Linked DNA regions of Homo sapiens: region 2 is linked to region 1. A link is a loop called in an ENCODE intact Hi-C map of the cell type or tissue named here. Cell type or tissue: B cell. All regions are shown on one strand. Links, peaks and the distances in the headings refer to the core of each region. The heading gives the core; the rest is flanking DNA.

Region 1 (7,748 bases), core at 1,728-4,227:
GCAAGGACAGATATGCTTTCTCCAAGATATTTACCTAAAACCAATTACAGTGTTGTTAGAATACAGTCATCACAGAGTTAAGGAGAGGAAATTATGAAGTGGCATTTTATGCATGGGCTAAGAAAGGTCAATGATCCAGGCAATTTGCTAAAGGCAAAGCAACTATTACAGGAAGAAAAACCTGGCTGAATATCACGTTAAGTCAATAAGGAGCTCTCCAGGTGGAACGGGGTAATTTGTGGAGACCTGCCTTGCTACACAGTGAGATGATGTGATACAGAATTAGAAATATTGGTATTTTCACCCAAAATGTAGAACAAGAGCATCAGAAATGGAAAAGGGCATTAAGATAATCAGCCAAAATCATCAAGAGAACAACTCAGACATGACCCTCCAGTTAAACTGATTTGTCAGGGGCAATGATTTGCCTCCATTAGTCGTGTACCAAGTCCAAGTTCATGCCGGTCAAGGAGTCAAGAGGATGCACTGAATAAAGAATCACTTTCTTGCATTTTAAAACAATCTCAGCAAAAGACTTGGCAATATTAAAGTCATACGGATAGGAAATCATCATGAATTGACATTGGTAGGAAGCAAGGGGTTGGTAGTTAGGTAACACATCCTTTAATTTCTGGTGATTTTTAGGCTCCAAGTTGATCAATATGAGACCCTGACATAAGACTGCTTTGTAAATAGAAATCTGCTTTTCAGATCTAAGTCATTATTGTGATTGTCAGTGTAATTGGGCTTCAAATTATTCAAGGGTAGGGATAATCTCTTTATATCCCTGACTAGTGCTCTCGGATACAGCATGATGGAATGGACAGCACTGGAGCTAGACTGAACTCCACTACCAGTCAGCCCTGCAACCCTGGAGAAGCCACACTCCTTCTCTGGGACTTCCTTTATATCCAAATGAGGAAACAGGATTAGATCATTCTAAGGACCCCTTCAATGTCAGCATCCTGTAACAATATAAATCAGAGGTTCTTAGCTTTTTGGAGGTCACAGAAACCATAAGAATCTGATAAAAGCCATGGACTGTTTCTTCTCAAAGAAATGCATATACCTTTCCTATCCCCAGCAACCTCATAAACAATTTCAGGGGTTACTACATTCCTAAAGTCTCCCATGAACCATGGACTCCCAGGTGGGACCCCTGATCTAAGTGATTTCTGATTATTCCTTTGCCAAGTATTTACTGAGTGCCTACTAAGCCCCAGGTCCTGCGCTAGGTAACAGGATAAGGACAATTGTCTCAGAACCTCATGGAAAAACTGACATTTTAAAATACAGAAATCAACCCATAGCTTAGTAGGAAACATTTGACAATGTATTGATGCCAACCTTAAGCAGAAATCTCAGGTATAAACCCCAGAAAGCATAAATATATTGGGAAAATGGTAGCTATTTAAATTTAATTCTTTCCAGCACATTGGACTGAACATTCATTTCCTTTGCTAAGATTTTTGCTCCCTAGTCCCAGAACCATAAAGGTTCACATTTTCACCTTGTGTGAAAAAGGATGAATAGTGGTTTTGACCAACAGACATTTCAGGATGGATTTTAGGATGGAGAGCTTTGTAGGCACTGGAGTCATTCAGAACTGGGTTTAAAACCAGGATCTGAAACACACTGGCTGTTTAACAAGGTAAACAGTTGGGCGAGTTACTTGACCTCCCTGAACCTTGGTTTCCTGATCTGTAAAATGGGAATAATAACAATGACTACCTCAATAAGGAGTTCATAAGGGTTAGTTATAGTTAAGATATATAAAGCCAGGCCCTAGCAACCAAAAAGTACTCCATAAACGGGAACACTTTTTTCACTATTTGAATATAATATAAATTCTAGTCACACAGGGTCTGCTCACATAAGGAGTTTCTTGGGTTAAAATACGAAGACTTCATAACAGTTTTGTGATCTCAAGGGCCTTTCATCCCATCATTACAGAATTGCTACAGCTCTGTGGTGCCCTGAGCCACATGTGAATTGGTTCTTACGGAGCCCTGAACCTTCATACAGCCTTACCTGTCCGCTCTTGGCTGAAGGAGTGATTTTCATACTTGCCACTCCTTGTAGTTATGGTCACGGTGTAGAGGCGGCCTGGGGTGAGGGAGCTGAAGGAACATTCTCTGACAGACTTGGCAATGACAAGGGACTGAACCACCTTGCCGTCATGAGACAATGTTACCTCATAGTTATCCACATCTCCGGGCGCCAGCAGCCAGGAAACGCTGAGGTAGTCATTACGACCGGAATTGTTCACCGTTACTCCACTCACACTGGAAGGGACTGTGATTTTGAAAGGTGGGGGGCGGGGGGGGGGGGGAAGGGGGATTCAAAAAGAAAGACACAGTCAAAAGTTTGAGTCGTCTATTGCAGTCAGCACAAACCGTGGACTCACTCAGGAGATCTAATCTGATTATATAAGAGGTCAAGGAAGCGTGAGGATTTCACTCAGCTTCCAGAAGCTGAGTGTTCTTACATCAGAAAACTAATCAAAATAAAAATGTCCGGAGGCCTTTGGGATGCCTCGTAAATACAAGGATGCCACTACTGCATTTTTATGGGGTTGCTGTTTGTAAAGCATTTCAAGTGGAGACATCCTTATACAATGTTTTAGAAGGTTCCCTGTAAGAAAGGGAACAAATATTTCAACAATCTAAATGAATCAACTTGAACCAAACTTACCAATAAAGCAAAAATGTTTGAGTGGAAAGGGGAAGAATACGATAGCTTTTCTAAAGACCTTAAACTGGGATAGCTTCAATTTTTTTGTGATGAAGTTATTCATTCCTGGGAAGTAATAGCTAACACAACCAGAGGGACCGTTTTCCCTTTGCAAGGCATTTCCTGCCCTCTAGTGGTAAGAAATAAGCCTAAAAACCTATCTTGGAAGTAAGAAGTCTGGAAGCTGGACCAACCAAGGGCAGAGAGAACTGTTATGGCGATAATGGGTTTTCTGATGTCAACTATAATCATTTGCTTATATGAATTGGGGATTAGTGTCACAAACGTTTACTGAGAACCTACTATTTGCCAGGTATACAAAAATGAAAAACGCATGAATGTCTTCAAGAAGTTCTCTGGTTGGAGGTATAGTCAGCAAATTAGTAATTGCAGTATTGAGTAAAAGTTGAACCACATATCAGAAATAGGTGCCCATTAAATAGTACTGCCATAAATGAATATAGGGTTAAAATATTACAGTATATATGAACTACACTACTGTTTTAATCATTAGTTGATTAACTTAACAGTTTCATATGATTGTCAATATCAGTACATCACTTATAATGGACAGGATTTGGCTAGATGACTTCTGAGAATCCTTCTAATGTAATATGTTCGGACTTTGTGAATTAAGCCCCAAAGCATACCTTATACTTAAAAGCACTTATCCATCACTAAAAATTATAAACTGCATTCTAGTGAACAACTCTGGTAATGTTGATCCACATATATGGACATTTCCTAGATATAAAGTTGAACTTTTTAGCCAGAAGATTTATATATTGGTACATCTCTTCCTTCCTTTTCTTTCCTTCTTTTCTTCCTTTTTGCTTTCTTTCCTTCCTTTCTTCTGCCATCCAACCATCTATACATCCTTTAGTTGCTCTCAAAAGCAACTCATTATGCTTGTTTTTAAAAACTGCTGGAAATATTTGCAACTACTAACATTTTATTAGAAAAGACACAATTATCAAAAGTTTTCACAGAAATATGATTCACATGTTTAAGAAAAAATAGATACAAAATTTGTTTTTGCTTTAGGATGAGCATTTTCCCAGATTAGAATTAGATTTGTTAAGTATATCTAATATCTTTAATTTTAAATATTCTGCCATCTTATCTGGGCTGGGAGGGTTTATTTATATGTTTCAACTCAGTGGAAACAGGTGAAATATAAGAATACCTTTCAAAATTATTTCAATATTGACTAATGTTTCAGCAATTTGAGGAGATGATAAGGATTATCAAGGCCTTACCCACTGAATTCTTTACAATTGACTGTGTACAAAATTTACTAAAAGAGGCACCTTTCAAAATCCCTATTATTGTGCTTTACAGGAGTCTCCCATTTTCCCCTTTATCGTGATAATGTGCACTCTTCATATGTTTGAGTAAAATAACTCGTGCTCAATTTATTCATATTTGATTCTCTCCTCAAAACTTTATGACCATTCTTCAAATAATTTCTTGTCCCTTTTTCCCTTTTTTGAATGCTTCTATTATATAATATGGGTCAAATACTTGTACCTTTATTCTAATTAAAATATAAATAAAAATATAAATTAAAAAATAAAAATAATTTTAAGTCCCACTTACTTAAAGTACACAGTTATTTCAAGAGATAGCACAGACTAGACTATTTTAGTAGCTCACAATAAGTTGGACAATCCTTGTGGTATATAAAATGAGAATCAACCTGTGTGGCAGAATATGGTTCCCCGACCATTTCCTTTTCCTCTTGACACACAGCTAGACTGCATTTCTCAGGCTCCCAGGCAGTCAGATGTAGCCATGTAACTGAGTTCTGGCCAGTGGAATGTGGGTGGAAGTGAAATGCCTACTCCCAAGTCTGATGAGTTGTACCCCTCCCCAACCTCCATTCTCTGGAGAAATGGGGAGAGCTCTGAGGACCTACAGCAAAGAAGAGCCACTGATAGTAGGAGACTGTATCCCAACCAATAGAGGCATCCAATCATGAACACCCACATTATACAGTGTCTAAGCATGAATTAAATCAGTCTAATGTGACTGATACAACTGCAAATCACTGGGAAATGAATGCAAGGTCGTCCTCCACTCCTCTCCTCAGCTTTATTATTTCTCCTTCCCTATTCTGACACCCAGGGTAGGAGTGAATTATTGTGTGTGGATTAAAACACAGAAGCTTAGGGAAATAAGTTAATGGCAGAGCTAGGACCAAAACCTAGGCCTCCTGATTTCCATGCTAAGCTTTTCAGCTACCTACCCCCAAGTATGCTACACCAATGGATGGTGCCAAGAACCATTAAAAGAAAGGAAAGAAAATATCAGGGAGAAAGATGCAGGTGACAGGCCGGGCGCAGTGGCTCACACCTGTGATCCCAGCCCTTTGGGAGGCCGAGGCAGGCAGATCACGAGGTCAGGAGATCGAGACCATCCTGGCCAACAAGCTGAAACCCTGTTTCTACTAAAAGTACAAAAATTAGCTGGGCGTGGTGGTGCGTGCCTGTAATCCCAGCTACTCGGGAGACTGAGACAGGAGAATCGCTTGAACCAGGGAGTCGGAGGTTGCAGTGAGCCAAGATCGTGCCACTGCACTCCAGCCTGGCGACAAAATGAGACTCCATCTCAAAAAAAAAAAAAAAAAAAAGAAACATGCAAGTGACAATGTCAGCTGTCATAGAATGAGGGAAATGGGCATACACCAGTGAATTTCTACCAAGACTATGAAACATCTTCTCAGTGACTTCATTGTTCTTCTGGGAGAGTTAATGAAGTTAATGTCCTCTGGGTTCATTAAGTAGATGAGATTCATGATTTTGGAAAGAGATGCATCTATGATGCCTGCAGCTGATAAACAGAATTTGAGTGTTGAGGATGCAGAAGGAGAAGCCTGAAATCCAACTTAAAATAATTATATAAAATTAAGTAGACAAGGTCCCACTAATAATTATCAAAGCTTCTATTGGGTTTATGTAATTTTTTTCTAAGAAATGAACATACATTTTATATATCATATATATTAATTTTTTATGTTCTTTCATTGTATTACATAGAAAATTCTATGTAATTTCTTCCTCGGTGCCATGGCTCCCTGACATACATGACCATAATGACACTTATTTGTTTACTTAGCTTTCTAACAGGGAGCTATTAAGGTCAAGAAAAATTGTTTAGATAGCATATTAAGCACTTGTTTAACGTTGCTTATGAAAATATATGAGACCTGAAAATTAGATCAACTCCACCTCTAACCATATTAATTGGAGATCATTTTCTTTTTATGTCTTGCAAACCAAGAATATATAAGAGTGAAAGATGCTTTCTTTGGGAGGTTTGTTTTGTTTTTTATCCATTATTGTTTACCTTAACTGGAACATAAACATTTCAAAGGAAATCAACTGAATAGGGGGATAAGTCTAGACATCGAGTGAGGAGTTCTTACATGTTCATTGGAGATGTTAAAATATTCAGCCAGGAGTGGTGGCTCACGCCTGTAATCCCAGAACTTTGGGAGGCCGAGGCGGGTGGATCACCTGAGGTCAGGAGTTCGAGAGCAGCCTGACCAACGTGGAGAAACCCTGTCTCTACTAAAAATACAAAGTTAGCAGGGCGTGGTGGCACACGCCTGTAATCCCAGCTACTCGGGAGACTGAGGCAGGAGAATTGCTGAACCCAGGAGGCGGAGGTTGCGGTGAGCCGAGATCACGCCATCGCACTCCAGCCTGAGCAACCAGAGCGAAATTCCGTCTCAAAAAAAAAAAAAAAAATCAGAATTTATTCTCTCTTGCCATCACCCATCGCCCAATTTCCATTCCATATACCTTCTGGATGGCTAGCTTTTGTGAAACTTAGCTTTTGTAAAGGCCAGGGATGAGTCTGATTTTAGGATATTTCTATAATATTCTGATTAGGGGTCTCATGTACTCAGATCTTAGTTAAGTCACAGACACATATCTCTACTTCTTACCTGTTCTTCCCTCCACAACCACTTGTCGGGAAGAGATCCCTCCACTCACTGTTGTTACCACCACGGAGTACAGGCTGCCGGACTTGAGAGAGTGGAAGCTGTATCTGCTGGTCTCACTGGAGATGCTTTCATTTTTAATGACCACATTTTCATGGATCAGTAAGACTTGGTAAAATTCTACGTCTCCTTGTGCCTGGGTCCAGTTAGTAAACAGACTACTGGTCATTCCTTGGTTGGCCACATGCAAGTCAGTCACTTGGGCAGGCACTAAAACAGTAGACAGAAGAAAAAACAAATGACACTTAGTCACCTTAAGAAAGTGTAAGAAAAATGAGTCAAAAAATGGAGACAGACTTGAAAGTACTAAAAATAATTTTTGTGTTGTTGCTATAGACTCTCAGTTCTATTTCCTGTGGCATATGGAGAACTACTCCTCTAGAGAGGCTCTAGTACTTTGAAAAAGCTGCTTATATAGGGAATCAAAATTATTTAAGATCCAAAGATGAGATGATGCATGCTTATTAAGTGGTTTTGATTTTAAATTTTAGATAATGAAGGCTGCTATTTTTGAAAACTGCTTAGTTAATGTGATTTTATCTGTCCTTACCCCATGAGAATTCAAAGCTATCTAATCTACCTGAGCCAATGATTGTTATGGGGTGGTATTGGGAATTCCCTTCAGTCTGTTGATTATGGTCTAGCAAACTGATTAGTTCTATACTGGCACATTCTTAAAGGGGCTGTTATTATACATGAACATGTGATAATAATATAAATTATAATATATATATTAAAAAATAATGATAATAACAACAACTACTGAAGGCCTACTATGTGCCAGTTATGAGCTATATGTCTCATAAAGGTTACATTATTTGACACCCATTCAGAACTCTATAAAGTTGACTTTATTATTCCATTTATTAACAAGGAAACCAAGGATCATAAAATGTAAGTAATTTAGCCTATATCACAGTGCTAACAAATAGCCAACCTGGAACTGAAAGCTAGATTTATCTAACCCCTAAGCCTGTGTCCTTTTCCTAATTAACAACATTTATTT
Region 2 (7,748 bases), core at 2,185-4,684, 1.3 Mb before region 1:
TCAGAATTACCGAGTTGCCCATTAGATGTCAGGCACTGTGCTAGGGTCAAACTAAAAACTCCACCTGAAGATTAGCTAATATTTGCATGAAGCAGTGGATATTTTAATCTTTTTAGAGACAGGTCTTACTATGTTGCCCAGGCTAGACTTGAACTCCTAGGATCAAGTGATCCTCCTGCCTCAGACTCCTGAGTAGCTGGGACCACAGGTGCGTGCCACTGTACCCAGCAATTTTGCTCGATCTGTAGGGCTCCCAATCTGCTATGTCTGAGATCTTGTTGAATCTTATAGAGATAACTTAGAAAAGACGTAGCTCAGGAATTTCATTTTTTGGGCTTTCACATATATGCACTTTTCAGGGTTAGCCAAAAAGAGGTGGTGCTGCAGTATTCAGGATGTCTTATTTCTTGGAAGAAGAGTTTATGTGAGGTCATTATGGGATCTAAATCAGATAAGATATAGTTAGTATCTCTCTTCAGGTAGGATTCATTTAACAAATATTCTGGTTGCACATCCAGGTGCCAAAATGAATATAGCCATGAATGTAACATCCCTCATCTCTTGAAGATTATTTGTAGTGAGGAAAGGCAGACAATGATCAAATATATCAGTTTGTGTTAAAAATTATTAACCAGTATAAAGCAAGGTATTACTATATATGTTTGTCAAGGAAGATCCTTATGAAGTGTGGTTTGAACAGAGCTGAAAATATAGAGAGGGAGTGATAGTCATGTGGCTATCAGGGAGAAAACCATTCTTTTTTTTTTTTTTTAAGATGGAGTTTCGCTCTTGTTGCCCAGGCTGGAGTGCAATGGCGCGACCTCGGCTTACTGCAGCCTCCACCTCCCGGGTTCAAGCGATTCTTCTGCCTCAGCCTCCTGAGTAGCTAGGATTACAGGTGCCCACCACCATGCTGGCTAATTTTTTTGTATTTTTAGTAGAGATGGAGTTTCATCATGTTGGCCAGGCTTGTCTCGAACTCTTGACCTCAGGTGATCCACCAACCTCGGCCTTCCAAAGTGCTGGGATCACAGGTGTGAGCCATGATGCCCAGCCAGAGAAAACATTCTCGCAGAAGTAATAGTGCAAGTGCCCTAATTGAGGCAGCAAAAGGCTGGTAGAGTGAGGGAAGAGAAGAATGGTCAGAAATGGGTTCAAGAAGATATTTGGGGACATGATTTTGTAGGGCTTTATTGGGAATGGTAAAGATTTCAGGTTTTTTCATGGTATGACAAAATTTGGAAGCATATGAGCAGATAAGGTATAATCCTACATTTTATCACTGGTTACTATTTGAAAAATAAGCTGTTAGGGAACAATTCCAGAAGCAGGTGGACCAATTGGAATTAAAGCAAAGGCTTTAATATGGGTAAGAGAAAAAAGTATAGTTTCTTAGATTAGGGTAATAGCAGTGGAAACAAAGATTCCGAGTTTATTTTTAAGGTAAAGCTAACTTCGTCTGTTGCTGTATAGGTGAATATGAGAAAAAGAAATAAAGAACATCTCCAAAGTTTTTGACCTAAGAAAATGAAGAAGGAAAAAATAAGTCATCTAATAATGAAAGAAGACTGGGGAATGGGGTGGAAACTTTTGAGGGGGTAGGTATCAAAAATTTCATGCTGGATATGTTGAGTTTGAGAAAACAGACCACCAAGTGGACACACCAAGTAGTGATTTGAATATACATATTGGGAATTCAAGGTCAGTGTCAGGGCTAGAGATAGAATTGTGGGAAGTATAGGGCCGGGCGTGGTGGCCCAAGCCTGTAATCCAGCACTTTGGGAGGCCGAGGCAAGCGGATCATGAGGTCAGGAGATCGAGACCATCCTGGCTAACACGGTGAAACCCTGTCTCTACTAAAAATACAAAAGAATTAGCTGGGCATGGTGGTAGGCACCTGTAATCCCAGCTACTCGGGAGGCTGAGGCAGGAGAATGGCGTGAACCCAGGAGGTGGAGGTTGCAGTGAGCCGAGATCGTGCCACTGCACTCCAGCCTGGGAGACAGAGTGAGACTCCATCTCAAAAAAAAAAAAGTGTGGGAAGTATGGGTATATAAATAGTATTTAAAGCAGTGGGACCGGATGAGCTCACTGAGAGAATGATAGTTAAAAGGTCAGCAGGCTGAACCCCGGGGTTCTTCTATATTTAAGATAGACAAAATTAGCGTGACTCAATAAGACTGAGGGGACAACCTGTGAGGTAAGAGAGCTGAGAGAGGAGAAAAAAAAATTAAATTTGCATGGGGGGGCCTTGAAGCAAAGTTTCATAAAAGAGGGAGAAACATTAAGTGTCTGGCATACTACTGAAGGATTGACTAAGATGAAGACTGAATTGACCATTTCATTTGACAATTAAGTTCAGTAGTGGCTGAGCAGTATGGTTTGAATGGAGTGGTGAGGACAAAAGGGTGATTTGAGTGAACTGAGGAGGGAATAAGAAGGGAGATAGTGAAAACAGTTTTTTTGTTTGTTTGTGGAGATTGGGTCTTGCCCTATCACCCAGGCTGGAGTGTAGTGATGTGATTATGGCTCATTGCAGCCTCAACCTCCTGGGCTCAAGCAGTCCTCCCACCTCAGCCTCCCAAGTGGCTGGGACTAAAAGCATTCACCACCAAGCCTGACAATTTTTTAAAACTTTTTGTAGAGATGAGGTCCTTACTATGTTGCCCAGGCTGGTCTTGAACTCCTGGACTCAAGTTATCCTCCTGCCTTGGCCTCCCAAAGTGTGAGGATTACAGGTGTGAGCCACTGTGCCCATCCCAGAAATGGTCTTTAGAAGAGTACTGTAGTATGTCAGCAAGGCGATGGAACAGGAAGACCAAGACCCTTCTTCTGTCATGGATAAATGAATTTAACAATGATAGACCAAATCCCTCTGTGAGAAATCCAGAAACCGGTTACAGGTTGCTTTACCACAAGTGAGACTAAAATCAACGGCATCAAAGCCAGGTAGGAAAATTCAACTACCTGTCGCTTGCCAGAGCCTCCCAGCCCCCAACCCCTGCACAGCGTGGAGCAATTGGGAGGAAACCTTCAAACTTCTATCTGCAGAGGAAAAAGACTAGAACATATATCCAACATTCTAAGTTTTAGGGACCTGGCTGAGGGACCGCTTTCTGTATTTTTGCCTGAATCTGAGCACAGCAAGGGGGCACCAGCTGTAAGCTCTGGGAACACACTGCTCCGGAGTCTGCAGTACCACAGACAGACACTAGGCGAAGCTCCAGTACCATGACTTGCTATAGCACCCAAGACGCCACAGTATTGCAGGGGAACTTCTGATTAGAAACCCTGCAAACCTCTTCAAGTAGAATTCACACACAAGCCTAAAGAGGATGCATTCCCAGAAAAGGCTTAAGAAGCCTCCAGAATCTCTAGCCAGGCTGAATGGAGAAAGTCTTTGATATAGAAAACAAGATCAGAAAATCTGGGTGAGATGGCTGATTCTTCAATACTAAAATCCCAACAAAAATTAATGAGACATAACAAAGAAATGGAAACATGGCACATTTAAGAAACCAATTAAATTTCCAGAAACCAACTTGAAATAAATGGAGGTAAATGAGGTGCCAGAGAATTAACAAATACCATTATAAGAATGCTTAATTAAAATAGAGCATAGATAGCTAAACAAAACCAAGAAAATCATGCATAAACAGATTGAGAATATCATCAAAGAGAAACTGTAAAGAAGTACCAAACAAATTCTGCAACTGAAGAATACAATAACTGAATTGATAAAAAAAAAAAAAAATCTCTAGAGGGATTGAACAGACTTGGAAAGGCCGAAGAAATAGTGAACTCAAAGACAGGACTTTCAAAATTGCTGAGGCACAGGAGAATGAAAAAATATAAAGGGAGCCTAAGGGGCTTATGGGACACCATCAAACAGAACAACATTATGGGAGTTTCAGAAGAAAAATAGAGAAAAAGGCACAGACCTATTAGAAGAAATAACAGCAAAAAATTTCCTAGATATGAGAGAAATTGACATATAAAAGAAACTAAGAAAATGCCAGCAAAGATAAATCTCAAGAGACCACACAAAGACACATTATAATAAACTATCAAAAACAGAGTCATGAAAGCAGCAAGAGAAAAGCACTCATCATGTACAAGAGGGCTCCTAATCAATTATTAGCATGTTTCTCAGCAGAAACCTTGCAGACTAGAAGGGAATGGGATGATACATTCAAAGTATAGAAGTTCCTGATAAGGTAAATGCATAGAAATATATACAGTCCTATAATATTGTAATGTAGGTGTGTAAATTACATTTAATTCTAGCATTGAATTTATTTATTTATTTTTAAAGTTGGGGTCTAGCTTTGTTGCCCAAGCTGGTCTTGAACTTTTGGGCTCAAGTAATCCTCCTGCCTTACCCTCTGAGTAGTTGGGGCTACAGGTGTGCACCACCATGCCCAGGTACCAGTTTTGAATACAAAAAACAGAAGTGTAAAAAGTAATTATATATCTGAGTAATGGATACTCATTATAAAAAGAGAAAATTGTGTTAATTACAAAGTGGAGGGGGGCAGAGATGTAAAGGAGTAGAGTTTTTATACATGAATGAAGTTGTTAGCTGTTTCAAATAGGATGTTACAATGTTTAGGTGTTTTATGTAATTGCAGTGGTAACCACAGAGAAAATACCTACAAAATATACACAAAGGGAAATGAGAAGGGAATCAAAGCATGTCACTACAAAAAAAAACAAACAAACAAAAAACAAAAAACACAACAAAACAAAAAAGACAGCAGTGGAAGAAAGTAGAGACAAAAAAGCTACGTGACATACAGAAAACAACAAAATGGCAATAGTGAGTTCTTTCCTATCAGCAATTACTTTAAAGGTAGATGTGATGAACACTAATTAAAAGACAGATTGGCTGAGTGGATTTAAAAAAAAACAAAACAAGATCCAACTGTATGCTTTTTACAAAAGACTTACCTTAGACTTAGGGACACACAAAGTCTAAACGTGAAGGGATGGAAAACAGTTCCATGTAAATGGGAAGCTAAAAGCGGGGGTGGCCATATGTAATATTAGACAAGGTAGTCTAGATAGTCTTTAAGTAGAAACTCAGGAGAACAAAAAAGGATGTTATGTAATGATAAGGGGTCCATTCATCAGGAACATAAGACAACTATAAATATATGCACATCTAATGTTAGAACTCCCAAATAGGTGAAGCATTGACAGGACTGAAAGAAGAAATTAACAACAACACAATAATAGCAGGAGACATAATACTTCTCTTTCATTTATGGCCAGAACAACCATACAGAAGATCGACAAGGAAACAGAAGACATGAACACAGTATAGATCAGTTGGCTGTAACTGATGTCCACTCAACAACAGCAGAATACACATTCTTAAGTACTCGTGGAGGCTTCTCCAAGATAGACCACATGTTAGGCTGTAAAACAAATCTTAACAAATATAAGGAGATTGAAATCATACAAAGTATCTTCTCCAATCACAATGAAATAAAACAAGAAATCAATAGCAGAAGGAAAACAAGAAAGTCCACGAATTTGTGGGAACTAAGCAGTGCCCTCTTAATGAATGGGTCAGAGAAGAAAACACAAGTGAATTTAGATAATATCTGGAAACTAATGAAAGCAAAAATGCAACATATCACACTTATGGAATGCAGTGAAAGTAGAAGTGAGGGAGAGGTTTATAGTGGTAAACACCTACATTAAAAAAGAAGAAAGATCTCAAATCAACAACCTAATCTCATATCTCAAAGAACTAGAAAAGAACAACAAACTAAACCCTAAGTTATCAGAAGGATTAGAGCATAGGTAAATGAATTAGAGAATAGAAATACCATAGAGAAACATCAAGGAAACCAAAAGTTGTTTTTGTTGAAAAGATCAATGAAATTGTCTAACCCTTAGCTAGACCAACTGAGAAAATAAGAGAGAAGACTGAAATAAGTAAAATTAGAAAGCCAGGTGCAGTGGCTCATACCAGTAATCCTAGCACTTTGGGAGGCCAAGGTGGGAGGATTGCTTGAGCCTAGGAGTTCAAGACCAGCCTGGGCAACATAGCGAAACCCTATCTCTAAAAAAGAAGTAAAATAAAAAACTTTAGAAACAAATGAGAAGCTGGAAATCATCATTCTCGGCAAACTGTCGCAAGGACAAAAAACCAAATACCGCATGTTCTCACTCATAGGTAGGTGGGACTTGAACAATGAGAACACTTGGACACAGGAAGGGGAACATCACACACTGGGGCCTGTTGTGGGGTGGGAGGAGGGGGGAGGGATAGCATTAGAAGATATACCTAATGTAAATGACGAGTTAAAAGGTGCAGCACACCAACATGGCACATGTATACATATGTAACCTGCATGTTGTGCACATGTACCCTAGAACTTAAAGTATAATAAAAAATAGAAAAAAAAAGAAATGAATGAGAGGACATTATAACCATTGTCACAGAAATAAGGATTATGAGACTGTTGTGAACAACTATGCCAACAAATTGGATCATGTAAAAGAAATGGATAAATTCCTAGAGGAATACCACCTACAAAGACTGAATCATGAAGAAATAAAGAATATGAATAAACATAATATGAGTAAATAAATTGAAGCAGTAATCAAAACCTTCCCAGTGAAGAAAAGCCCAGGACCTGATGGTTTCACAAAAAAATTCCACCAAACATTTAAAGAACTAATACCAATTCTTTTCAAACTCTTCCAAAGAATTGAAGAGGAGGGAACAATCCCAAACTGAGTCTTTGAGGGCAGCAGTAAGCTGATAACAAAACCAGAATAAAACACAAGAGACTGGGCATGGTGGCTCACATCTGTAATTCTAGCACTTTGGGAGACCAAAGCAGGTGGGTCTCTTCAGCCCAGGAGTTTAAGACCAGACTGGGCAACATGGTGAAACTCCGTCTCTACTAAAACAAAAAAAAATCAGCCAGGTGTGATGTGCATTTGGAGCTACTCAGGAGGTTGAGGTGGGAGAATCACCTGAGCCCGAGAAGTCGAGGCTGCAGTGTGCTGAGCTGAGATTGTGCCACTGCACTGCAGCCTGGGCAACAGGAATGAGATACTCTCTCAAAAACAAAACAAAACAAAACACACAAACACAAAAAAAGAAAGAAAAAGAAAAACCTATGGACCAATAATGGACTGATATTGCTGATGAATATAGACGCAACAAAATAGGTATATAAGGAACTTACCTCAATATAATAAAGGTCATATAAGACAAGCCCATACTAGCATCACATTCAATGGAGAAAGACTGAAAGCTTTTCCTCTAAGATTAAGAATAAAGCAAGGATTTGCACTCTCACCACTAATATTTAACATGGGAAGTCTGGCAAGAACTACTTGGCAAGAAAAAGAAGTATAAGACATCCAAACTGGAAAAGAAGTAAAATTATCTCTATTTGCTAACAATATGATCTCATATTTAGAAAATTCTAAAGATTCCACAAAAATTACAATAAACACTTTCAAAAAAATTGCAGAATACAAAGTCAACACATAAAAATCATTTGTGTTTTTATGCACTAACATTGACCAGAAAAGGAAATTACAAAAACGCATACTATATACTATAACATAAGAAAGGGCAAAACACTTAGGACATGAAAGACTTGTACACTGAAAACTACAAAGCATTGCTAAAAGAAATCAAAGAAGACACAGATAAATGTAAGACATCCCATGTTCATGGCTTGGAAGCCTTAATATTGTTAAAATATTCATACTAC

What was found. Peaks named below come from ENCODE experiments on the same cell type or tissue, not always from the same donor. Only the 100,000 strongest peaks of a DNase experiment are listed, where the experiment ranks them.
Region 2: a loop joins it to region 1, with 16 times the contacts of the local background. A loop is called at or near these places in 2 of 110 quality-filtered maps.

The regions. Positions count from the first base shown.
Region 1 is chr12:70,574,351-70,582,098 of GRCh38, forward strand. It overlaps PTPRB (protein tyrosine phosphatase receptor type B), which reads right to left. Exons shown (of 34, transcript NM_001109754.4): 10 at 6,686-6,952; 11 at 2,032-2,295. Among named protein-coding and RNA genes, the nearest start is that of PTPRB, 59 kb to the right of the region's middle. In B cell, for the core only: CTCF peaks have their summits at 2,841 (motif pointing left) and 3,044; a DNase peak (open chromatin) is centred at 2,861.
Region 2 is chr12:69,287,973-69,295,720 of GRCh38, forward strand. No RefSeq gene overlaps it. Among named protein-coding and RNA genes, the nearest start is that of MIR1279, 19 kb to the left of the region's middle. In B cell, for the core only: a CTCF peak has its summit at 3,214; a DNase peak (open chromatin) is centred at 3,209; H3K27me3 peaks cover 906 bases.